Regions from separate parts of the Homo sapiens genome. Here region 2 is linked to region 1. Evidence: chromatin loops called from intact Hi-C (ENCODE). Cell type or tissue: heart left ventricle. All regions are shown on one strand.

Evidence for each region. Peaks named below come from ENCODE experiments on the same cell type or tissue, not always from the same donor. Only the 100,000 strongest peaks of a DNase experiment are listed, where the experiment ranks them.
Region 2: it touches region 1 in a loop (3-fold over the local background); 39 of 110 quality-filtered maps call a loop at or near these places.

Annotation. Positions count from the first base shown.
Region 1 is chr22:29,151,773-29,156,772 of GRCh38, reverse strand. It overlaps a transcript of KREMEN1 not described here. Among named protein-coding and RNA genes, the nearest start is that of EMID1, 52 kb to the left of the region's middle. RefSeq lists an enhancer at 4,129-4,912. In heart left ventricle, CTCF peaks have their summits at 1,934 and 2,144; DNase peaks (open chromatin) are centred at 2,152 and 4,240; H3K4me3 peaks cover 1,235 bases; H3K27ac peaks cover 1,395 bases.
Region 2 is chr22:29,242,645-29,247,644 of GRCh38, reverse strand. It overlaps EMID1 (EMI domain containing 1), which reads right to left. Exons shown (of 15, transcript NM_133455.4): 13 at 4,156-4,200. Among named protein-coding and RNA genes, the nearest start is that of RHBDD3, 23 kb to the left of the region's middle. In heart left ventricle, a CTCF peak has its summit at 1,917 (motif pointing right); a DNase peak (open chromatin) is centred at 1,934.

The sequences.
Region 1 (5,000 bases):
ACCGAGTGCCTGCCCCTCAGCAGCCTTGCTCCTCCCAGCTCTGCGTGCAGGCCCTGGGGCTCCCCCGAGTGGTTTGATGAATGCTAGGGCTGCTCACAGCCCTTCATCTGGAATGGGATGCAGCAGTGTGGGGGCCTTCTTAGGGGTGGGTTCCTAGTACCTCATTTAGAGTTTTGAAGAGGCAGCCAGCGTCCTGTGCGGAGAGCATTCCTGTGCGGAGAGCATTCCAAGGCCTGGAAGGCCCACCAATCACCAAGTTCTAGCACAGGCCCAATCAATCACTCCCACAACCTGCTGCAGACTGGCTGGTGGAAGATCAGACGCCCTGGTTGCTGAGGGTTAATTACCAACTTGGCACCCATTGTCTCAGGGAGAAATTGCAAGAGTCTTTCTCTTTTTGTCTCTTTCCAAAGGCATAAACATCTGTACTGCAAGTGGCCCAGGGGGCCTGGAGATGTTTATTTTGTAGTTAACAAAGAGAAGGACATTTTGGCTTGGGAGCTGAGCATTCTGCTGGCCCAAAGCTTCTGGGAGACTCCCTGCACTGGGAGGTGTCTCCAGGAGTGGCTCAGGGTGGGGCAGGGCAGTGGCATGGGTGATGCTGGACAGCAGAATAGATGTCTAGTCCAGGGCATTGGCCAGGCCCCCTTCCTGGGGGCAAGCAGGGGAAGCAGTGTTCCTCAGTGCTCCTAGTGCGTGCTGGAAACACATGCACCAGCCTTTTAACAGTGCTTCCACTGAGCAGTGTGACAGTGAGAGAGACTTATGTTGTTCTTTTTGTTTTGTGTGCTTTCCAAATTTTTTTTTTTTTTTGAGATGGAGTTTCACTCTTGTTGCCCAGGCTGGAATGCAGTGGCACCGTCTCAGTTCACTGCAACCTCTGCTTCCTGGGTTCAAGTGATTCTCCTGCCTCAGCCTCCTGAGTAGCTGGGATTACAGGCACGCGCCACCACACCCAGCTAATTTTTGTATTTTTAGTAGAGACGGGGTTTCGCCATGTTGACCAGGCTGATCTCAAACCTCTGACCTCAGGTGATCCTCCTGCCTTGGCCTCTCAAAGTGCTGGAATTACAGGTGTGAGCCACCGGGCCCAGCCTCCAAATTTTAAAATAATCCACCTGCACTTTATTTTCAAACTTGCACATGTAATGCATGAATGTAAGAGATTCAAGCCACATATAAATATATCAAATAAAATGTGAAAATGTAAGTGTCCTCACCTTCTCTTTTCCTTTTTGGAGACAGGGTTTCACTCTGTTGCCCAGGCTGGAGTGCAATGGCGTGATCACGGCTCACTGCAGCCTAGACCTCCCAGGCTCAAGTGATTCTCCCACTTCAGCCTCCTGAGTAGCTAGGACTACAGGCACACACCACCATGCTTGGCTAATTTTTATATTTTTTGTAGACACCGGGTTTTGCCATGTTGCCCAGGCTGGTCTCGAACTCCTGGGCTCAAGAGATCCACTTACCTTGGCCTCCCAAAGTGCTGGGATTACAGGCGTAAGCAACTGCCCCTGGCCTCCTCCTGTCTTCTTCCTTTCCTTTTCCAAAGGTGACCACAATAAGAGTTAGGCACAGAACTTGCAGGACTTTGCTGGTGCCTTTGTATACACATACATATATTTCCCTCCCTCTTTTTAAAATTTGGCCAAAAAAAAAAAATTACACTTATGCTTTGTTCTTTGACTTTTTTCACGTAAGATATTCTGATACAGTGTGTGTAGAAGCACTACATTAATTTGTTCTTTTTTTTTCATTGCCTTTGGAGATTATACACCACATTAATTTCAATGGTGACATAGGATTTCATAGTATGGAGGTAGAATAATTCATCTGATCACTTATCTGATAGAATGAGTTCTTTAGAGGGCTTGGTGAGAGTGAGACCTGGGCTAATGTCCAGGTTTAGAGTCAGGACACCTGTGACATTATTTTTTTCTTTTTTCTTTTCTCTCGCAATTTTGCCCAGGCTGATTCTGAACTCCTGGGCTCAAGGCATCCTTCCTCTCAGCCTCCAGAGTAGCTGGGATTACAGGCACGCATCACCGCGCTGGGCAAAAAATCCGTGTAACTGTAATGGAAGGGCTTGAGAGCAGTTGCGGTTCAGGGCTGGCCTTCTTCCGCAGATCTGCAGTCTTACCACGGGGCGGCGCTGGTGAGCAAGCCTGCGCTGGGACGGCTCCTGCAGGAAAGGCGAGGGCGGCAGGAGGCGGCGGCTGGGGGCTCTGCCGCAGCGGGAGCTGGGCGGGCGGGCAGCTCCTTACCTCTGCCAGCTGGGCCAGGGGCCTTAGCCTATTTGTCCACCTGCAGCATTGGGGGAACTATGAGGACATTCAAATTCTGCATTTGTTCCCTTACCTGAAGCAACAGATAAGGAAATCCACTGCAGGCAGGGAGTCGGCAGAAAAGGGTATTTTCACCCAACAGCTAGGTCCCTAAGAAAGTAAAGGTCAATAGATACCTTTATTAAATGGGGTCACATATTGAAGGTCCTGGGGGAAACCAGCTACTTGAAGGAACCAAGTCAGGAATTATTCTCTAAGGAGGGAACTGCCCCTACTTTGTGCATTGTAAACTTGGAGTTTGATAAATAGGGTTCTCAATCTGAAAGGCAGGGCAAATCTGAGGTGCCCCCTGCTCCTGGTGGTCCCCTGAGTTTACTGATAAAAATTGTTAAAATGTATTGAGGACTCACAGGCCAGTCACTGAGCTAAATATTGTACCTTTCTTATTTCATTTAATCTTCACAACAACCCTATGAGAAACTACTGCTGTATCTCTTTTCTTTCTTTTTTTTTTTTTTGAGAGGAAGTCTTGCCGTTACCCAGGCTGGAGTGCAGTGACTAGATCTCGGCTCACTGCAACCTCCGCCTCCCAGGTTCAAGCGATTCTCCTGCCTCAGCCTCCCGGAGTAGCTAGGGAGTAGCACGCCAGGCTGATTTTTTTGTATCTTTAGTAGAGACGGGGTTTCAACATGTTGGCCAGGCTGGTCTCAAATTCCTGACCTCAGGTGATCCGCCCGCCTCGGCCTCCCAAAGTGCTGGGATTATAGGCATGAGCCACCATGCCCAGCCTGTACCTATTTTCTAGATGAATAAATGGAGGTTATAAAGGAGCCAGGCATGGTGGCTGGTGCCTGTAATCTCAGCACTTCGGGAGGCCAAGACGAGAGGATCACTTGAGCCCAGGAGTTCAAGACTAACCTGGGCAACATAGTGAGACGCTGTCTCTACAATAATTAAAAAAAAAAGAAAAAATCAGCTGGACGTAGCAGCCCACGCCTGTGGTCCCAGCTACTCAGGAAGCTGAGATGGAAGGATTGTTCAAACCCAGGAGAGTGAGGCTGCAATGAGCTATGATTGTGCTGTCAGAGGCAATGGAAACAGAGCGACTCCATCTTGAATAGGGGCTGAATAAAATGAGGCTGAGACCAGCTGGGCTGCATTCTAAGGAGGCTGGGCATTCTTAGTCACAGGATGAGATAGGAGGTCGGCAGGACTGGCTTCACAAGATACAGGTCACAAAGACCCCGCTGATAAAATGAGATGCAGTGAAGAAGCCGGACAAAACCCGCCAAAACCAACATGGCTGGTTGTCCTCACTGGTCATTATATGCTAATTATAATTCATTAGCATGTGAAAAGACACTCCCACCAGGGCCATGACAGTTTATGAATGCCATGGCAATATCTGGAAGTTACCCTATATGGTCTAAAAAGGGAAGGAACCCTCAGTTCCGGGAACTCCCCACCCCTTTCCCAGAAAACTCATGAATAATCCATCCCTTGTTTAGTATATCATCAAGAAATAACCGTAAGTCTACTCAGTCAAGCAGCCCATGCCGCTGCTCTCCCTATGGAGTAGCCCTCCTTTATTCCTTTACTTTCTTAATAGACTTGCTTTCACTTTACTGTCAGCTCACTCTTGAGTTCCTTCCTGCTTCAAGCCAGGAACCCATGGGGCACCCCCAGGCTGAATCCCAGTTTTGGAGTTTACCCTGTGACGGTGCCACTGCTCTCCAGCCTGGGCGACAGAGTGAGACCCTGTCTTTAGAGAGAGGAAAAAAAGGAAAGGTTGTGCTTGGCAGGCAGTGTGCCAGAGCCCCAAGAGTCAGCAGGAGGGGTTGGGGGGAGAGTGGAGGGGTGCAAGGGGCGGGGAGGAGCTGGAGAAAGTTGAGCAGATTCTGTCTCCCGCTAGGGCAGATCCCAGCCCAGTAAGTCAGCGCACAGAAGGGCAGGCCTCGCCCGTCTCACAGGACTGAGAAGAAAGGCGAGTTTCTAAGAGACTGGAGGACTCCCTACATGGGAAAGGGAAGTGATTTTAGCCTGTTTGGCTGGGAGTTCGGCTGATGGTTCCAACTCATGGGTATTAGCAGAGGGGAACAAGGAATTGCTGAGGGTGGCAAATTGGTTATAATTAAGAGAACCTGGGAGACGCAAAACAATGTGAAGGCCACCAGCTGTCCTGGATCTGGAGACTCTGTCCTTGGAGCCGCTTGTAGGGGGTTAGAGGGATGGCTCAGGAAACCAGCCGCCCTCCCCTGCAGTGCAGACCATTCAGCAAAGACTGCAGGAGGATGGAGCCTCTCTGCCTGATATTCCCAGGGCCCAGGGGACTGCCCTTGCTCCTGGGTCTTCCTTCCTGCTTCACTGTCACCTTTTCTTCCTCCACAATTTAAATGTACCCATCTTGTCTCTTAGGAAAGCAAACAGGCTTGGGAGTGGGCTCAAATCCTGACTCCTGTGCTTTTTTTTTTTTTTTTTAAGACAGAGTCTTGCTCTGTCTCCCAGGCTGGAGTGCAATGGCACAATCTCGGCTCACGGCAACCTCCACCTCCCCGGTTCAAGCAATTCTCCTGCCTCAGACTCCTGAGTAGCTGGGATTACAGGCATGTGCTACCACACCTGGCTAATTTTTATATTTTTAGTAGAGACAGGGTTTCACCATGTTGGCCAGGCTAGTCTCAAACTCCTGACCTCAAGTGATCCACCCACCTCAGC
Region 2 (5,000 bases), 91 kb before region 1:
AAACAAACAAAAAAGCTCCAAAAATCTTTTATGGTGTATTTTTGCTGTACCTTTTCTATGTTTAGATACACAAATACTTACGACTGTGTTGCAGTTGCCTGCAATATTTAGCGTAGTAACGTGCTGTTTAGGTTTGTAGCCTGGGAGCAATTGGCTACACCATACAGCTGAGGTGTGTTGTAGGCTATCCCATCTAGGTTTGTGTATGTACACTGTATGATGCTCATGCCACAACAAAATCACCTAATGGCATATTTTCCAGGACATATCCCCATCATTAAGTGACACATGGCTGTACCAATAATTGGTCCATCTACAGGAAGGGCAGAATGACATTCATTGTACCAACTTTTCTGTATATCAAAATGCAAAATAGCTGGGTGCAGTGGTTCACACCTGTAATCCTAGCACTTTGGGAGGCTGAGGCGGGTGGATCACGTGAGGCCTGGAGTTCAAGACCAGCCTGGCCAACATGGCGCAAACCCATCTCTACTAAAAATACAAAAATTAGCCAGGCATGGCTACAGAGTCCCAGCTACTTAGGTGGCTGAGGCACGAGAATTGCTTGAACCCAGGAGGCAGAGGTTGCAGTGAGCTGTGATTGAGCTGTTGCACTCCAGCCTGGGCGATAGAGACTCTGTCTCAATAAAAAAGGAAAAAAACAAAATAAAAATAAACAAAAATATTGGGGAGGCCAGGTGCAGTGGCTCACACTTGTAATCCCAACACCTTGGGAGGCTGAGGTAGGAGGATCACTTGAGGCCAGGAATTTGAGACCAGCCTGGGACACATTGTGAGTTCTTGTCTGTATTTTTTAAAACATAAAATTAAAAAGAAAAATATGGGGAAAAGTGTTTTTAAAATCCACTGTTTGGAACTCCCTCAGACCAGGTGGCCTGATGTTTGCACTGATGACAACCCAGTCTCCTTCAGCCTGGCCTGCCCTCTGCACTCCGGATCTAAGTGTCTGGGCCTGCTGGACAACCCTACTTGGCTGTAACACAGACTCCTCCCGTTGGTCCACAGACAAAACTCAGCCTGCTTGCTTCTCCTGGTTCTCTTTTGCTATTTTAAGTCTCCCTTGACTCCTCACTCCCTTTTGCAGCCAGACCAGCACACAAGTGTCTTTTTGCTCCATCGACGGCTGTCTGTCCTCACTGGCTCCCACCCACTGCCCGGCTCAGTCTCTCACCAGGATGACCACGACAGCCCCCGACCTACTGTCTTTCTGCTTCTCCCATCCATTCGCCATGGCAATCAGAGGGATTCTTTGCAAATAAAAAAAACCTGACCGCATCACTCTGCTGCTTCTAGAGCCTTCAATGCCTCCCCACTGCCCTAGAACAAAGTCCAAATTCCTGAACGTGGCCTCCTACACCCTGAAGGCCTCTTTGGCCTCTGTTCCACTCTCTACCTGTCACAGTGCCACTCCAAGTATTTGCAGCTCCTCAAATATCCGAGGCTCCCTCTTGCCACAGGGCCTTTGCACCTGTTGTACCCTCGCCTCTGCCTGGACACTCCGTGCCTGGTTAATGCACCTTTCAGGCTTCACCTGGCTCCTCCGGGAGGATGCTAAAGTGTAAAGTGTTTATAAAGTTGACAGTCCTGTAGCTGCTGATTATAGGTCTTTTTTCCCTCACCTCACTGTGACCACCCTGAGGGTGGGGACTGTGTCTGAATTGCATCTGTGTAAACAGTGCCCAGCTCCAGGTCTGGTGCCTATGGAGGAGATGCTTGGGGAATGGTAGCTGGTTCTCTGGCCCTAGGAACTTAAAAGTCAGGGCTCCAGTTCCCGCTCTGCCAAGGATTCTCTCTGCCGAGTCGGGCCTCAGTTTCCCTGTCTGAATAAGGGGTGAGAGCTTTGATCCAGGTGGGCAGGCCCAGCACAGTCACTCCAGTTCCTGCAGTGCACTATCATGACCACCAGGTGTCACTGCTGGGCCACAGCCAGAACGCATCTGCAAGCTGCACTAAGGGAGTTGGTTGGTGAAGTGTACATAGGAGCCCTCGGGGACCTTGCCAGCACTGAACCTCATTCCCACCTGTCCCCAACAGAGCTGTTCCCCCAGCCCCCAAAGCTTCATGCAGCCCCCAGCCCAGTGGGTCCCCTCCCAGGCAAGCAGCAAGCAGGGGCAGAAGTGCAGGTAGAAGAGGGGCAGGAAGGTGGGTGGGCAGGGGCCCTGCTACCTCTTGCGGGGAGCCCACAGGTGGTTCTGGGTTCAAGGACTGGTCTAGGGTGGCCAGGGCATCCTGCCGGGGATTCTCATGAAGGGACAGGACTGCCCAATCTCTCCCACCCCTCCTGGACTGGGTGGTAAATGTGTTCCCAGACCAAGGGCCTCTGGGAGAGGCCAGTAATTAGCCTAGGGGAGGCAGAGAGCCAGGCTTGCATGGGTCTATCTGATCCCAGCTCAGCTCATGTCCATACTGGCAGTATTAAGAGACTCTGGAGCTACGGAGGATGGGTATGGGGTAGGAGGAGATTCAGGACAGCAGGGGCCAGGAGAGGCTAACTGGAGAGGTAGCAGGGCACCAGAAGTCATGGGCAGACACAGGGGAAGACTCGTGCAGGGTAGGGGGCTCCCACGGCTGTATCCATCACTGACCCCACAATCAAGAACTAAGAGGGCAAGGCAGGCACTGGGTGCCACCCACATCCTCACTAACTTGTGACTGCCAGGAAGTAGGGTGTCCCAGCCAGACTGCATGTGGAGGGGGAGTCACAATCCCCCCCACCGCCAAAAAGAGCTTCCTAGTTGTCTCTCTCTCCTGAAGGAGTGTCTGCCTCCACTCTGTCCATTTTCCAGATGTCTCCCCTGTCAGTGATGGTTTCCAGATCCCTGTGTCGTGGGGCTTTTGGGTATGGTATGTTTTAGGGTCCTCGTCTTTCCCCCACGTCTCTTGGGTGAGTAGATTTCTAGGTCCTAACCCGAAAATCCCTCCCCTGCAATGATTTTCAATGATTGTGAAGGTTTCTATTTTCTTTTCTTTTCTTTTTTTTTTTTTGAGACAGAGTCTCGTTCCGTCGCCCAGGCTGGAGTGCAGTGGCGCGATCTCTGCTCACTGCAACCTCTGCCTCCTGGGTTCAAGCGATTCCCCTGCCTCAGCCTCCTGAATAGCTAGGACTACAGGTGCGTACCACCATGTCCAGCTAATTTTTGTATTTTTAGCCCAAACCTTTAAGGCTAATTTTGTATTTTTGTATTTTTTTGTATTTTAGAGATGGGGGTTTTGCCATGTTGGCCAGGCTGGTCTCAAACTCCTGACCTCAAGTTATCTACCCGCCTCGGCCTCCAAGAGTGCTGGGATTACAGGTAGGAGCCACGGCATCCCGGACGATTGTGAAGGTTTCTAGGACCCCACATTAATCATGAGATTTTGCGGTGTGTGGTTTCTAGTTCCCCCTTCTTGTCCCCTTCTCATTTACTCTGTCTCCTGTATATGTGAGAGTTTCTAGGCTTCCCTTCTCATCCATCATGGGTCTCCTATGTATGTGATGGTGTCTAGGACCTTGTGTAAACTATAGGTCCTTTAAGTATAGAGGAGTCTAGGTCACCTGGCCTCATTAACCACATCAAACGTGTACATAGCAGTTTCGAGGCGTCTCTTCACAGGCTTCATGAATTTCCGATGTGTATGGTGGTATCTAGTTCCCTGTCCTTTTTACCACGTGGCTCCTATGTACCTCATCATTTCTAGGCCCCTTTCCTAGGTCCTCTATCCCATTCTCCTGTGTAGATATTGTCTTCATTCTTCCCTTTGTTCTGCAGACAAGGGAGCAAGCTAAGCCTTGGCTGGGAGGGGGCTATGGAGGCAGGGGATGCAGTCTGGCCTGGGTCAGCCCAAACCACCCAGGAGGAAAAGGCAGAGCCACCCTGGCCTGGAAAGGCCACAGAGGGAAGGTGGAGACAGGGACAGAGACTGAGACAGAAGGCATGGGGTCTGCTGATAGGGCTGGCCCTGCCCGGTTGGGAGCAACAAGATGGGGGAAGGAGTTGGGGCTGATAATTGCCAAGGCTCCTGCCTGGGAGACCAGGCTGTAGTGGGGATGTGGATGGGATGCTCCCACTCCCAGGGCCTCCTGGGGAGGGAATACTCTCTTGAGCATGTAGGGCTGAGAAGGCAGGGAGAGGCCAGTGCCAGGCCAGAGCTTACCCAGTGGCTCTTCTCACCAGGGTCTCCCTTAGGGCCAGGTTCCCCCTGCAAGGAGAGACAGAGATAGCAGCAGTGAGGAAGGCAAGGAGACAGAAAGGGACGGGAAAAAAAGAGGGAGGAAAAAGAGCGGGGAAAGGGAGAGAAACTTAGAGAAACAGAAAGTAGCTTGTATTGGATACAAAGCAAAAACCAACTGATTGAAGGCAACGGAAAGTAATAAAAAGCAGACAGACACTGGAGAATATTCAACCCTTAAAAGAAGGGAATGGCATTGGGTAAAATCCATGTATTTACAGCTTTTCCTCAGAGGGTGCACCTCAGCCCCATCAGCCTGGCAAAACAAGAGCTCAAGCAGAAAGTTTCAGTTTTATTGGCCTCAGGAATCAGAGGTTGAGGTTGCCAGAGAAGCAAGAAATTGATGAGAAATACTGGGAAGCAGGGAGCTACAAGTGGGGGAACTAAATCTGCATAAATGTTCCTTTCTGACGCTTGGATGGTCCCTGGATTGACCAATCACAGGGCAATACTCCAAGGAGCCCAGAGGGGGAGAACCAACAGATTGGTAGAACTGACTAAAGATGTCAAAAATTGCCCACCATATAGGAGACAGAGTTTAGAGTTCCAGTCCAACCAAGTTAGAGGTGCTTGTGAACACCTAAAGCTTTCTAATGAAACTCTAGAACAGCCATGACTTAGGAAGAAAGACCCTATCTCAGGATTAAGGGATTTTTCCTAGGACTAAGAGCAAAACCAGAGATTCTCTCTGATAAAACCTACAACTAAGTCTCTAAAAGAGCAAGATGACCCATCAATAATTTAACTGTTCTAGAATAAAACTCAATACT